5 separate regions of the Homo sapiens genome follow, and all the other regions are linked to region 1. A link is a contact called in ENCODE Hi-C or POLR2A ChIA-PET data. All regions are on one chromosome and are shown on one strand. The core of a region is the stretch at or near the end of the contact, and the rest is flanking DNA. Distances in the headings are between cores, read along the strand shown. Region 1 holds the start of NHERF1 (NHERF family PDZ scaffold protein 1). Region 2 overlaps GGA3 (golgi associated, gamma adaptin ear containing, ARF binding protein 3). Region 3 holds the start of ARMC7 (armadillo repeat containing 7). Region 4 holds the start of SUMO2 (small ubiquitin like modifier 2). Region 5 holds the start of MRPL58 (mitochondrial ribosomal protein L58).

Region 1 (2,700 bases), core at 33-2,532:
ACTGTTTCTTTGAAGTGAGTGGGGGGGGGGGGTCTTGTTGAAGGAATTGTCATTCACTGCCAAAATCATTCCATCCTCCTTCCTCAGTGTCTGTCCTCAGATGGTCAGCTCCCCGCTCAACAGACTGTCTCCCGCCTCTGTGACCAGCCTCTCTTTGGCAAGAGGGAGCTAGAAGGCTTTACAGTCCTAATCATTTTTCTGTTGGAAAAAAAAAAAAAAAACCAAGGCTCCTTTCCCTGTGGCGTGTACCCAGAGGTTGATTACCTGAGTCTGTCCTGCCTCTCCCCACCCCACCTCCCTAGCCAAACGCTGCTGCCAAAGCCCACGCTATTGCCCTAGATGGCCTGTCTTCAGCGGGCTGCCCCTCGAGGTCCCAGGCTCTCCGCGGAGCCCTCACCTTCCCAGCAGGGATCAGAACCTGCACTCCTCTATGCGAGTCCTGGGACAGCACAAAGTGGATTAGGGTTAGGGTTCCCACAAACGGAAAAATGTTATTCAAACAACTCTGTAGGGTCCGAGGAGGCCCTCCGTCTTAATTCTCGAGACTGACCGGCCCTCGCTGCCCCGAGCGGGAGCAGTTGCCCCGGCAACAGCCGCTCCCTCTCAACTGGAGCTGCACCCAGGCTTTGGCTAAAGGCTGTTAAAACGTTGGCCAGGTGCGGTGGCTCACGTCTGTAATCCCAGGGCGGATCACCTGAGGTCAGGAGTTTGAAACCATCCTGGCCAACATGGCGAAATTTCGTCTCTACTAAAAATACAAAAATTAGCGGGGCGTGGTGGTGCGCGCCTGTAACCCCAGCTGCTCGGGAGGCTGAGGCAGGGGAATCGCTTGAACCCGGGAGGCGGAGGTTGCAGTGATCCGAGATCGCGCCACGGCAGTCCAGCCTGGGCGACAGAGCGAGACTCCGTCTCAAAAAAAAAAAAAAAAGTTAGGGTCCTTTACCCGAGGGCCGGCTTTCCTCACTCCCCGCCACAGGTAGGGGAAACCAGGCCGGAGCCGGCGGGCCCACCCGCCCAGAACCGGGAATTCGGCGAGCCCCGCCCCTGCCACCCCAGCGCCGGCCGCTCGGTAACAAACACTTCCACTTCCTGAGCGCTAGTCTTCGCCCGCCGCGGGGCGCCGCGCCGAGCGCAGGCCCCGCCCCGCGCGTTCCCAATGGCCGGCGCCGTTCACCCGGCCGGAGCGCCCAGGCCTGCAGCCCCCTATTGGCCCGCGGAGGTCCCCACCCTCAGCGCGGCCCCGCCCCCGGGGTAAGGAGCCGGGGCGGACTCTGGGACGCTCAGACGCCGCGCGGGGCGGGGATTGGTCTGTGGTCCTCTCTCGGCTCCTCGCGGCTCGCGGCGGCCGACGGTTCCTGGGACACCTGCTTGCTTGGCCCGTCCGGCGGCTCAGGGCTTCTCTGCTGCGCTCCCGGTTCGCTGGACGGGAAGAAGGGCTGGGCCGTCCCGTCCCGTCCCCATCGGAACCCCAAGTCGCGCCGCTGACCCGTCGCAGGGCGAGATGAGCGCGGACGCAGCGGCCGGGGCGCCCCTGCCCCGGCTCTGCTGCCTGGAGAAGGGTCCGAACGGCTACGGCTTCCACCTGCACGGGGAGAAGGGCAAGTTGGGCCAGTACATCCGGCTGGTGGAGCCCGGCTCGCCGGCCGAGAAGGCGGGGCTGCTGGCGGGGGACCGGCTGGTGGAGGTGAACGGCGAAAACGTGGAGAAGGAGACCCACCAGCAGGTGGTGAGCCGCATCCGCGCCGCACTCAACGCCGTGCGCCTGCTGGTGGTCGACCCCGAGACGGACGAGCAGCTGCAGAAGCTCGGCGTCCAGGTCCGAGAGGAGCTGCTGCGCGCCCAGGAAGCGCCGGGGCAGGCCGAGCCGCCGGCCGCCGCCGAGGTGCAGGGGGCTGGCAACGAAAATGAGCCTCGCGAGGCCGACAAGAGCCACCCGGAGCAGGTAAGCGGGGCCCAAGCCGCGCAGGCTGGCATGGAGTGGGAGGAGGATCCGGAGAGACCCAGGTGCCCCGGCCGTCCAGCCCCGCGCCCGCCGTCGTTTTTCTGAAACTCGAGCTGCGAGGGGGAGACCGCTTCCGCCCGCCGACCAGGCGCCCTGACACATCCTAGGCAGGCCTGGGGCTGCGTCCCGCGACCTCCTCTCCTTCCCAGGCTGTGCTGGGAGCTTGAGCGCCTTTGCCGCCTGCACCTCTTGTTCCCTGGCCTTTGGGAGGGCGGCGCAGGGGAACCCAGCCCCCTTCCCTCGGGTCTGTGGGTGTCTGCTCCCGTTCCTCGGAATCCCCCAATCCTGCTCCTTCCCTGGTGCCCTCTCCTCGTTCACCCCAGTCCGCAGATGGGCCGGGGAGAAAGGGCTCTCCGCCCCAGAGGTGCCAGCTTCGCCCGCCACTCCTACTTCAAAAGCTAGAGGAATAGCATTACTCCTCCTGTGTGGAGCCCCGGCGCGAGGAGGCCCTCTCCGCAGCCCGCCGGTGTGTGTCCTGAACTTCAGTCCTGCTGGACTTCATCCTCCCGGAGTCCTGTGTGACTTCTAAGGGAGAGGAAGCCCCACCATCTCAGGGCGGTGTGGGGGTTGCCTGGCAGGGAGGAGGAGCCAAGGCATCTCGGAGTGGTGGTTCTGCCACCTCAGAGGATTTACGATTCTCAGGAATGTGAAGAGTAAGCGCCTAGAACTGTATCTGGGAGGGAAGGGGAAAGACCTTG
Region 2 (2,700 bases), core at 127-2,626, 500 kb after region 1:
AACAGAGACTCCAGCTCCTTCACTGGCAACAGGGCTGCAGGGATCTGAGTAGCGACAGCTGCCAGGCAGAGGGAAGGCCCGTGGCACCCAGTGTATCACCCTGCTTCCCAGGTCGGGGCTCGGCCTCCCCGGCAGTGTTTCTGTTGTGGCTGCAAGGGGAAGATTCTGATGGTTTAGGTTCATATTTATTTATTTATTTATTTTGAGATTGAGTCTCGCTGTGTCACCCAGGCTGGAGTGCAGTGGCGCGATCTAGGCTCACTGCAACCTCCACCTCCCAGGTTCGAGCTATTCTCCTGCCTCAGCCTCCCGAGTAGCTGGGATTATAGGCATGCGCCACTATGCCTGGCTACTTTTTGTATTTTTAGTAGAGATGGGGTTTCGCCATGGTGGCCAGGCCTCCTGACCTCAGGTAAGGAGGTCAAGACCAGCCCTGGCCTCCCAAAGTGCTGGGATTACAGGCGGGAGCCACCGCACCCCGCCTAGGTTCCTCTTTAGAAGAAAAAGAAGGTGTCTGTCTTCAATCTTGAAAGAGAATTAACAGGTCCTTCAAAATCTGGAGCTTGAAAGGAGGGGAGTTAAATGTAATCAAGGGTAGCCATTTGGAAAGAAATGTCTGGCAATCCTGCATTACTGTATGGTAGCCTACCAGCTATCACATTCCAAATGCCAAGTCTCTCCCACCAATTGTCTGAAATTTCCTCAGGCATTAGCGTAGCTCTGTTACTAATTCCTATCAGGTGCTTAAAGTTCTCACATAACACCAAAAGTCTACAGGGTACAAAAATTGAATGGTCTGAGAAGCAATCCCCATCCCCCAGGGCTATTATTTTGGGAACAGTCATACACCTTGTGACAGAAGAAAAACTGGCCCACTCACTTTCACTTTTTGCACGGGGAAAAGCATCTTCTGAGTACAGAGTAAAATGTGGATCCCCCCAACCCCCGAAGCAACTGGTATTCACCATACGTTATCTTCTTCCCAAGTCTATTAGACTTCCAACAGCATTTCTACTTCCAAGAACACTCCTGCCCACTTTTCACTTGTATTAATTTCTCTAGAATCTCACTTTCTTCCACCTTGATAGACCTTTTTATGGCAAATCCACAGGGAGCTCTTTGCCTACTCACGGGCACAAAAAGCCCTAGTTTCTGCAATGGTCAGTTCCATGTCTATCTCCTCCAGCTCTCTGGGCAGCTCAGAAAGCAGAGCTCACCCGCCCACAGGAACGGGAAGGAACCTCTGGGGATAATTCTGGGTGACTTGATCTTTCCATCTGCCTACTGCCTCCCCAGCAGATGCACACAGCCTCCCACCCACTCAACATTTCCTTCACCTGGCATAGAGGTGACACCCGAGCTTCCCCTATAGACCTTGCCTTCCCGAACCGCCCCTCCGGGCTCTGCTCTGACTCATGGTTTCTGTCTATTTTCGAGTCTCTGTTGAAAGCCTCATCTGTTTCTGTGTCTCTGGATTTCCTGCTTTCATTTTTCAGCTTCACTCCATCGCTAGCCTACTCTCGTGGGACTTAAAACGTCATGTGGGGATGGAAACAGCAGCATTGGGTACCCCATTCCAGCACGGCTCAAACATTCCAGAGAAAACAAGATCTACATAGCAGGCTGGATGCGGTGGCTCACGCCCGTAATCTCAGCACTTTGGGAGGCCAAGGCAGGTGGATCATTTGAGGTCAGGAGTTCAAGACCAGCCTGTTCAACATGGTGAAATCCTGTCTCTACTAAAAATACTAAAATTAGCTAGGCACGGTAGCACACACCTGTAATCTCAGCTACTTGAAGGCTGAGGCTGGAGAACTGCTTGAACCCAGGAGGCAGAGGTTGCAGTGAGCCATGATTGTACCACTGCACTCCAGCCTGGGCAACAGAGTGAGACTCCATCTCCAAAAAAAAAAAAAAAAAAAATTATATACATATGGTCTGGGCACGGTGGCTCACGCCTGTAATCCCAGCACTTTGGGAGGCCGAGGCAGGCGGATCACCTGCGTGAGGTTAGGAGTTCGAGACCAGCCTGACCAACATGGTGAAACCCCATCTCTACTAAAAACACAAAATTAGCTGGGCATGGTTCCGCGCACCTGTGATCCCAGCTACTCAGGAGGCTAAGGCAGGAGAACCACTTGAACCCAGGAGGCAGAGGCTGCAGTGAGCTGAGATCAGGCCATTGCACTCCAGCCTGGGCCACAGAGTGAGGCTCCATCTCCAAAAAGAAAAATCTACGTAACAAATGACTTACAAACAAGCAGAAGCAAGAACATGGGCTGGAAAGGGAATAAAGGTCAACCTTCACTAGGGTCCTGAATGGAAACACAAACTTAGTCAATCACCAAGTCTTTGTTAAGCACCCGCAGACAATGAAGTAAACAGCATGTCAGCATGCCAGACCCTGGAGGGACTACAGAAAAAGTTCCAGACACAGATTTTACCCTCAAGGAGGCTGTGCTCTCCTGGTTCAATACATGAAAAAAAAAAAAAATCAGTTCAAAAAACAAGACAGTAGATAATTGGGCTAATTTGGTACAGAAATGAGTGTAAAAACAAATGTATGGCCCAGGCACGGTGGCTCACACCCGCAATCCCAGCATTTTGAGAGGCTGAGGTGGGTGGATCGCGAGGTCAGGAGTTCAAGACCAGCCTGGCTAAGATAGTGAAACCCTGTCTCTACTAAAACTACAAAAATTA
Region 3 (2,734 bases), core at 19-2,518, 360 kb after region 1:
AGGGAAAAAATAGGATTACATAATTGTTTTGAAATATTTATCCTTAGGTAGAAGGATTAATAACAAGGGTGACCGCTCAAGGTTGGACAAGCGGTTGCTGGGCAGATGGCCATTCAAAAGTATGTTTTGTGCAAGGTTGTGACGCCCTTTGTGCAAGGTTGTGGTTTTTGCAGAGTCTTTGTGATAGTTTTCATTATCAGGTATTTATGCACGAGAACCCTCTTGTCATGGGTTTCTTGGGCTGTGTCCGGGTTTTTTTGTTCTGTTTTTTAACACAAGTGACTCCATTTAGATTAACAACTTTTGCACTCTCAGGACACTCACAGCCTAAGCCACCTCTACCCCTACGTTGTCAAATGCGATGGGAGTGTGGCTAGACCACCTCCTTCCCTGGTGCTTTGTTTCCTGTAACCACGAGCAATCTATCACACACCCGCTTCCTGATAATCTCCGAGAAGGAATCGGCCGAAGGGCTTCAGCATCCAGAAAGCCCCGAAAGCGCCACAATCAAGGCTCCTCCTCGGGCTCCCCCGTGCTGCCCCGGGCGCGCGCCATCCACCCGGCTGACAAAAAGCACCAGGACATGACCCAGTACCCTTTGATTTCTGTCCAGAGGTGGCGGACCCACCTCGGGGCTGGGATGGAGGGCGGGTCGGGGTCGCTAGGCTTTTTGCAAAAGGGGCAAAGGACTGATGGGGGGCGTAAGGAGCTGACGCCCGCGCTCCAAAGGGGCGTCCTGGTCAAGGAGGATGGGCCGCGCCCCCGCCAGCCGTGGGGACCCTGGAGGTGCTTCTGCCTCGACGTCCTCCAACATGGGTGCTGCCAGACTCTGCTGCGCTCCTGAGTTGCTCCTGGCGGAATTCCAGCCACCCGACATGGGTGTCTCATTTTCGGCTTCTGGGCCATGTCGGGACGGCGGAGGACCCCGGGGGACCGGCGGGAGAGTGGGAAAGGTGGGGCGGGAAAGCCGAGCGAGGCCCTCACTCGCCCATCTGTTGGCGGGGGCGGCAAGTGGGTTTCTTTCTTGCGTTCAGATTTTGCAGTAATTTGCATCTGGACATGGGATACGGGAGGCCAGGCTGCTCCTCGCAGTACACCCACCCACGCCTGCACCTGCCTCAGCGAAGCCGCTCGCCGCTGGTTCCAGCACAGGCTAAAGAGCTTCGGCATCCAGAAAACCAGAAGCGCGCCGCGCACGCGCGCCAAGGAGTTCGGCGACGGCCCCGCCCCTTCGGGGGTAGGGACAGCGCGGCTTCCGCCGGGAGCCCGGAACCGAGCCCAGGAGCCGGGGACGGTGCGCCAGTGCCCCCTCCGCGAGCCCCAACCAGTAGACGGTTCCCTGTCTCCCGCGCCCCAATTTCGATTTTCAAACGCAACTCCTACAGGATTCTGAGACCCCGTCCCATCTCCCATATCCCATTTCCAGCTGCAAATTACTGCAGAATCTGAACCCAGGAAAGAAACCCATTTGCCGACCCCCTCTTCCCTCTCCAGACAGGTGGAGAGCGGGTGAGGGTCTCGCTCGGCTTTCCCCCTGCACCTTTCCCACCCTCCCGCCCGTCCCTGGGGGTCCTCCGTCACCGCGGCCATGGCCCAGAAGCCGAAGGTGGACCCCCACGTCGGGCGGCTGGGATACCTGCAGGCGCTGGTCACGGAATTCCAGGAGACCCAAAGCCAAGGTGAGAGCCACGGTGGGATCAGGTGGCAGGGTCCGCTGTGACCGCCGCCCGGACCTGGCTTCAGTGCCGCTTTCCCGTTGCAGACGCCAAGGAGCAAGTCCTCGCCAACCTCGCCAACTTCGCTTATGACCCCAGCAACTACGAGTATCTGCGGCAGCTGCAGGTCCTGGATTTATTTCTCGATTCGCTGTCGGAGGAGAATGAGACCCTGGTGGAGTTTGCTATTGGTAAGGGCGGGGCCCGTTCCCTAGATGCCTAAATGGGCCAGGGTGAGATAAGTGAATTAGAAGTGAGTCCTTGGGGCCGGGCGTGGTGGCTCACACCTGTAATCCCAGCAGTTTGGGAAGCTAAGGCGGGCGGATCACCTGAGGTCATGAGTTCGAGACCAGCCTGGCCCACATGGCGAAACCCCGTCTCGTACAAAAATTAGCTAGACGTGGTGGAGAGTGCCTGTAATCCCAGCTACTAGTGAGCCTGAGGCAGGAGAAGCTTGAACCCAGGAGGCAAATGTTGCAGTGAGCTGAGATCGTGCCACTGCACCACAGCCTCGGGGACAAGAGTGAGACCCCGTCTCAAAAAAAAAAAAAAAAAAAAAAAAGCCGCACACAGTGGTGTGCACCTGTAGGCCCAGCTACTCTGGAGACTGAAGCAGGAGGTATTGCTTGAGTCTGGGAGGCAGAGGCCGAAGTGAGCTGAGATTGTGCTACTGCACTCCAGCCTGGGCGACAGAGTGAGACCATGTCTCAAAAAAATATGTTTTAAAAAGAGCAGTTTTGTAGCCGGGCGCGGTGGCACACACCTGTAATACCAGCACCAGCACTTTGGGAGGCTGAGGTGGGCGGATCACCTGAGGTCAGGAGTTCAAGATCAGCCTGGCCAACATGGTGAAACCCCATCTCTAACTAAAAATACAAAAATTAGCCGGGCATGGTGGTGGGCGCCTGTAATCCCAGCTACTTGGGAGGCTGAGGCAGGAGAATCGCTTGAACCCGGTAGGCAGAGGTTGTAGTGAGCCAAGATGGCACCACCGCACCCCAGCCTGGGCAACAGTGAGA
Region 4 (2,874 bases), core at 205-2,704, 430 kb after region 1:
TCCCAAAATACTTTACCCCCCAAAAAAGTTAAAAATAGAGTCCCTTCTCTTTTCTAAGCACTTTAAGTACAACTGCAAGAAACAAAACAATAAATCTACAGCCTGCCATTCAAAACTCATTACCGTTGTCATTAAAAAGTTACCAAACTCAGTTTAATAACCTAAATCCAATCTCCATTAAAGGAAACACACAAACAAAAAAAACAATCGAAGAATATCCCGATTCCCCCCGGAACAGCGGTAATACTCAGTCAGGACCACAGTTAACGTTCTCCTCTATTAGCAGCTTCATTTTTATTTTCGGTTAAGAGCACTTATTCTCCCCTCCCCCCCTTTGTTGTCATGGGTCAAATACACAGTTTTATCCTGATTTGTTTCTTGTAGATTTCGACCCAACCTAAAGTTGTCCAAAATCGAGTGCAGAAGCAATTCTGTAGCCCTAAAACGCTCCAGAAAGTAAAGGCGCGGGAGGCGGGGGGTGCCACCAAACTAAAAGCAGCAAGTCCCGTGTGCCCCGATGATGGGTGTCCCCAAGTCCTCCCGGGAAGTCTCCGGGTGCCTCAAAAGCCGCGTTCAAAAGTTAAGCCGCACAAAGTCTCTCTGCTCGTACCTGTGCCTCCAACTTCATGAAACCACATGGTGTTCGCGGATTAGGGGTTCGTTGGCACCCAGGGAAAAGCCGCTGCCCCTCCCCCTTCGGGCCCCTGAGGCTATTAAAGTGGGAAATACTCCACGGGAATCCCCCTACCCCCAGGCCCAGGACGGCGGCCCGCGGGCATCCAGGTTCCTGCCCGTCCGCAGCCCATTGATTCGCCCCGAACCCTCGCCCCGCCGCCGCGGCCCCAGGCAGGGGTCCCCAGATGCCCGCGGTTCCTACCCGAGAGGTGAAGCCCGAGCCCAGAGGACTCCTCGCCGCCTCGGAGACTGCAACACCCGACGCGGGGTCGACAGAAGGTGGAGACCCCGCGCGCCCTAACGCCCCTCCTCACGCGCGCCGGCCGGCTGGGCCAAGAATCCCCGTTCGGGGCTGGTGGGTCCGCGGGCGTCCGCTTTCTGCCCGCCCAACTCGCGCCCGGCGCGCACTCGGAGGCCGCCGGGGGCGGGAGAGAGCGGCGGGGCCTCCTTCGGCGCGGGAGGGAGGAAGAGAGGGAGGGAGGAAAATGGCGCGGAGCGCCCGGGCCTGAGCCGCGGCCGGCCCCGTGGGGGGCCCGGGAAAGCGCTGGGAGCCAGCGGCGGGCTCTGGCCGGACCCCGGCCCGCGCCATGACCCCCACCGCGCGGCGAGGCGAAGGGGCCGGCGGCGAGCTCACCTTGGGCTTTTCGTCGGCCATGGCGAGCGCCGGAGTCTCCTCAGCTGCCGCTTCACAAAAGAGGTACCAGGTCCGCACCAAACGAGCACACAAGCAGCACCAGGAGCGGCAGAAGAAGGAGGCGGCAGCGGTGGACGAGGGGAGAGGGTGCGCGCACGTCGTGCGCTCCCTCCCCCCACCCTGCGTGCGCGAGCACGAGTAGCCGAAGCCTCCCATTGGCTGGCGCCTCGCGGGAGCGCGCAACGCTTACATAACCACCCCCACCCCCCGTCCCACGCCACCGCGTCCTGGGCCAGGCGCCCGCCCGGCCGGCGGGAAGAGGCGCGGACACGCGCACCCGGCCCGCCGCGGGGGCGCGCCTGGCTCTGGGCGGGGCTGTATTGTCCTCCTTCGTGGTGGAGCATAATCAAAATGGCTTCCAGCTGGTCCTCGGTGGGAACGATGAGGCTCGAGGCTTTAGACGTAAGCCATAGGCCAGGGAAGGCAGACTTACTAGAGGAGGAAGGGGATTCCTAAATCAAAGCCCCAGCATGAGGTTCTGGAAAAATCTCTCTCATTCAGTGGACCAGCAGCCCTCCCATGGTTACTTCCTCTCAGTCAATCTCAACCTGCTTCCCACCGGACTCTTGCCTAAAATGCAGTGTCTTCTTCTTCTTCTTCTTCTTCTTTTTTTTGAGACGGAGTCTCGCTCAGTCGCCCAGGCTGGAGTGCAGTGGCACGATCTCGGCTCACAGCAACCTCTGCCTCCCGGGTTCAAGTGATTCTCCTGCCTCAGCCTCCCGAGTAGCTGAGACTACAGGTACCCGCCACAACGCCCGGCTAATTTTTCGTAGAGACGGGGTTTCACCGTGTTAGCCAGGATGGTCTCGATCTCCTGACCTCGTGATCCGCCCGCCTCGGCCTCCCAAAGTGCTGGGATTACAGGCGTGAGCCACCGCGCCCGGCCTACAGTGTCTTCTTCTGTCCTGCTGGTAACCCTAGACTTTGACTAGCTACGGGAAAATATTCATGTATTCATTCAACGAGATCCTTACTCATCGCCTGTCTTCCAAGAGGAAACAGTATCCATAAGCGAGAACTACCCAACAATCAAGCTTCCAGCCAATTTAATCCTTTCCTCGTTGCATCCAGTTAAAACATACACATGCGTCCCTCCTGTCTGAAGAACAATCCGATGTGTGTGCACTGGATTCCATCTCGCTTCTTCCCCCGGGGCTTTATTATTTCCTTTTGTCCCTGAATTTTCTTCCTCTCCTCCGTTAGTATAGAAAAAAAAAAAAAAGCTCCCAATTCTATGAAGTTACCATCCTATCTCTCTCCATTCTTGGCCAAACAGCTCGAAAAAATGTCCCCGCCAGCTGTCTCCAACCCCTCCCCTCCCACTCACTCCTCAACCCACTGCAATCTGGTGCTGTCCCCAAAGTTCCACTAAAACTGCTCTCCACAAGGTCACCGCAGACTTCTTTGCTGAATCCAGTATGCTTCTCAGTTTGTCACTCCTCTTGAACTTTGCAGGAGGTAGGTTTTCCTCTCATCTCTAGCCTGTCCTTTGTTCTCTCTGCAAT
Region 5 (2,810 bases), core at 115-2,614, 260 kb after region 1:
TTTTGCTCCTCTGAGCAGCTTATTCCAGTTGCCATAGAGATGCGTCTATTCCCTTTGAGGTCTTGGGACTAAGTCAAACAGCGCGGGACCCAGGAGACTCTCCTCCCAACCCGAGATAGAGCCCGAGATATGTCAATTGTCACCCCTTTCTAGTCTGAGCTTATAAAGCCAGTGCTTAGAAAGTGGTTTATTCCTTCTTAAAGATTTGCTGTAGCCATAATGCGGAGATGGTAAAAGCTTGGTGTGATGACAATCTCCTGTTTCAATCAGCCAGCATCCCCGGGGGCACATTTTTCTAGATAATTATGCTTGTTCCTAAAAATAGAACTCTTCATTAAGAAACAATCGCTAGCATTACTAATAATTATGAACATTTATTTAGCTTTGTTTCCATTTACCACATAGCCTCTCAACACAGTAACTTAACTAAGGTTTAGCTGTTTTCAAACACTGCTTGCTCTACTGTGAACCTTTTTCAGAATTGGAACTTGTCTGTAGTTCATCCCTTACCAGCGCTATGAAAGGGTTCTAGTTAGCTGGCAGTTCTCTGAATTCTCTCCCTACCTCCCGAGGGACCCCCTCTCTCCTGGCTGGAAGAAAGCATCATCTTGCTCCATAAAGCTGAAGGGCGGGGGACGATGTTCCAGGTTTTGCAAACATTTCTTTCGGTGGCCTGCCTTCTCCTCCCATCTGGTATTTGTCCTGCAGAGCTGCTGGGTATAAGCCAGTACACACACGTGCTCAGCGGGGAATTTGCTCATAGGCTGCCTTGTAAAAAGAGCCTGGCGTTCCTAAAACTCAGCTCTACCAGAACCCAACTTTCAAAAGTACATTCCTACAGAATTCATTTTATCAGTACTCATGGGGTGCCCACGATGTGCCATGTTCTGGGTGCTGGGGATATACCAGTGAGCCGGTGCCCTCCTGGAGCTCACATTCCGGCTAGGAGACAGCAATTAGACAATTAGGACTGAGTGATTTTTGTAAAGGAAGAGAAAAAAGATAAATTAGAGCAGAGTAAAGGGGCTGGGAAGCGCGGGGCGGGAGATGCCCCAGGCTGGCCGGGCAGGCCTCGCTGCTGTTTGAATTGGGCAGTGGGCGGTCCAGGCGGAGGGCACGGACTCTGAAAGGAGAGAAGTGGTGTTTCTGGGGGCCACAAGATCGGGGCACTCTTCCGGTAGCAGCTCGCTCTCTGGCCACCGTCTTCCCCAGCCAACCAGGCCTCCCGGAGGCGGCCGGCCAGAAAGCATCGGCGGGACCCCAGTTTGCCGCCTCCCCTCGGCGGGACCTAGAAACTGCGCGGAACCAAAGCTCGAGGGCGGCTCGAGTTTGCGGACCGCGGGGAGGAAGCGCCCGCCGGAAGCAGTCGCAAGACCTGAGCATGGCGGCCACCAGGTGCCTGCGCTGGGGCCTGAGCCGAGCCGGAGTCTGGCTGCTCCCACCGCCCGCACGGTGCCCACGCCGGGCGCTGCACAAGCAGAAAGACGGCACTGAGTTCAAGAGCATCTACAGCCTGGACAAGCTCTACCCCGAATCTCAGGGCTCGGACACCGCCTGGAGGGTCCCGGTGAGCCGGGAAGGACTGGACGGAAGGGGCGTTTTGTCAGGCTGCTGGGTGACGTTAGGAACCCCAGGCCCATTGGCCGGATGTGGAGCTACGTCGGGGGGCTACGTGATGGTCGCCGCGGGAGGGGGCTGGCTGTCTGCGCTAACCTGGCCGGGAGTGGGGTGCTCGCTGTAGCGCGAGATGTGCAGGAGCCCGGAAGGCCGGCTGGGTATGCTTCTTTCAAGGCTGCCAGCTTTTCTACGTTCGTGTCCTTGGCCCTCAAGACCAAATTCCAGTCCCAAGGGGAAATACGGGCATTCTGGCCCTCCAAGGCGGACAATAAAGGCAAGAGGCTGCCAAGTTGTTTGCTACCCTTTGGGACGTTACAGTGTCCATTGTCTCTAGTAACCCCAGGACGCGCGAATAAAACAGCTTCTCTGTCGTTCCTTCAGGATGCATTTATTTAGCCAGCTGTGTGCAGGCATTGAATCAAGCCCCGGAGCAAGAGAGATAAGACCCACCCAAACCCATTGAGCTTCCACTTACAGGACTGGAAAAGAATATCCATTCATTTGTTCATTAATTCACTCACTCACTCAACAAAAGCTGTGCTAGGCTAGGGGATGGAGTAGCAAACAAAATTGAAATTCTAAAGCTTGTGGAGCTTATGTTCTAGTGGAGGGAGACAAGCAGTAAGTAAATGACTAATATAGAATGTGTGAGGTAGTACTTTGCAGAAAATAAAGCCAAGAAGGAAGAAGTAGTGCCAGAGGTAGGAAGTAGGGTTGCAATTTTAAGTAGGATTGTCTAGGAACGCTGTCAATGAGGTGGCATTTGAATAACGACCTGGAAGAAGCCAGACAGCAAGTCATGAGAATAGGGGGCGGATGAGCATCCTAGGCAGAGGGAAGAGAAAGTGCAATAACCTGAAGGCAGTAGCAATCCCCAGGTGTGGCTCAGCAGGGGTCAGGAGACAAAGCCAAAGAGAGGGATGGCTGGGGAAAGGCCTGTTACTAGGACTTAATGGCCTCCAGCCTTTCCTCTGAACGCAAGGGAGACCTATTGGAGAGCTTGAAGCAGAATGGAATTATCTTAGTTTTACAAGGATCACTCAGAGAGCCTTACAGAGAACAGATAGAGGATGCCAAGATCAGGGAGACAAGTAAGGAGATTGCAATGTAGGGCAAGAGATGATAAGCAGGGTGGAAGCAGTAGGAGTCATGAGAATTGGTCAGATCCTAGACGTATTTTGGAAAGAAAGCCT

The links. Hi-C counts contacts between places; a loop is a spot of excess contacts on that map. ChIA-PET counts read pairs that join two places held with the same protein, here RNA polymerase II (POLR2A). Pooled maps may share reads with other maps.
Region 2: a pooled map shows a loop between it and region 1 (7-fold over the local background). The contact joins the enhancer-like site here to the promoter of NHERF1 in region 1. A Hi-C loop is called at or near these places in 5 of 50 pooled maps. POLR2A ChIA-PET finds 5 or more read pairs at or near these places in 2 of 52 experiments (HEK293 and naive thymus-derived CD8-positive, alpha-beta T cell).
Region 3: a pooled map shows a loop between it and region 1 (4-fold over the local background). The contact joins the promoter of ARMC7 here to the promoter of NHERF1 in region 1. A Hi-C loop is called at or near these places in 3 of 50 pooled maps. POLR2A ChIA-PET finds 5 or more read pairs at or near these places in 4 of 52 experiments (OCI-LY7, PC-9, RWPE1 and 1 more).
Region 4: a map of CD4-positive, alpha-beta T cell shows a loop between it and region 1 (6-fold over the local background). The contact joins the promoter of SUMO2 here to the promoter of NHERF1 in region 1. A Hi-C loop is called at or near these places in 2 of 168 maps with a recorded cell type or tissue (CD4-positive, alpha-beta T cell and naive thymus-derived CD4-positive, alpha-beta T cell), 1 of 37 single-sample maps with no recorded cell type and 9 of 50 pooled maps. POLR2A ChIA-PET finds 5 or more read pairs at or near these places in 2 of 52 experiments (GM12878 and activated naive CD4-positive, alpha-beta T cell).
Region 5: a loop to region 1 is called in a pooled map, with 12 times the contacts of the local background. The contact joins the promoter of MRPL58 here to the promoter of NHERF1 in region 1. A Hi-C loop is called at or near these places in 7 of 50 pooled maps. POLR2A ChIA-PET finds 5 or more read pairs at or near these places in 2 of 52 experiments (HepG2 and activated naive CD4-positive, alpha-beta T cell).

What each region holds. Positions count from the first base shown.
Region 1 is chr17:74,747,346-74,750,045 of GRCh38, forward strand. NHERF1 (NHERF family PDZ scaffold protein 1) reads left to right here and starts at 1,283. Exons shown (of 6, transcript NM_004252.5): 1 at 1,283-1,942. The coding sequence starts at 1,502. SLC9A3R1-AS1 (SLC9A3R1 antisense RNA 1) reads right to left here and starts at 2,522. Exons shown (of 3, transcript NR_187307.1): 1 at 1,718-2,522; 2 at 1,228-1,582; 3 at 1-198. MIR3615 (microRNA 3615) reads left to right here and starts at 1,268; the gene lies at 1,268-1,354. RefSeq lists enhancers at 1-432, 1,721-2,346 and a silencer at 827-1,516.
Region 2 is chr17:75,248,860-75,251,559 of GRCh38, forward strand. All of the region lies in intron 1 of GGA3 (golgi associated, gamma adaptin ear containing, ARF binding protein 3), which reads right to left. Among named protein-coding and RNA genes, the nearest start is that of GGA3, 11 kb to the right of the region's middle. RefSeq lists enhancers at 1,666-1,765, 1,776-1,885 and a silencer at 2,209-2,503. Within about 2 kb of position 1,377, at least 11 of the 41 ENCODE cell types and tissues checked have a DNase peak (open chromatin) inside an H3K27ac peak, as active enhancers do.
Region 3 is chr17:75,108,701-75,111,434 of GRCh38, forward strand. It overlaps ARMC7 (armadillo repeat containing 7), which reads left to right and starts at 1,269. Exons shown (of 3, transcript NM_024585.4): 1 at 1,269-1,679; 2 at 1,763-1,906. The coding sequence starts at 1,589. It also overlaps a transcript of SLC16A5 not described here. RefSeq lists a silencer at 1,260-1,339.
Region 4 is chr17:75,181,505-75,184,378 of GRCh38, forward strand. SUMO2 (small ubiquitin like modifier 2) reads right to left here and starts at 1,455. Exons shown (of 4, transcript NM_006937.4): 1 at 1,310-1,455. The coding sequence starts at 1,330. RefSeq lists an enhancer at 763-1,413 and silencers at 995-1,394, 1,525-1,754.
Region 5 is chr17:75,011,306-75,014,115 of GRCh38, forward strand. MRPL58 (mitochondrial ribosomal protein L58) reads left to right here and starts at 1,365. Exons shown (of 6, transcript NM_001545.3): 1 at 1,365-1,567. The coding sequence starts at 1,382. RefSeq lists enhancers at 993-1,142, 1,009-1,692, 1,233-1,542, 1,593-1,672, 1,693-2,375 and a silencer at 1,158-1,340.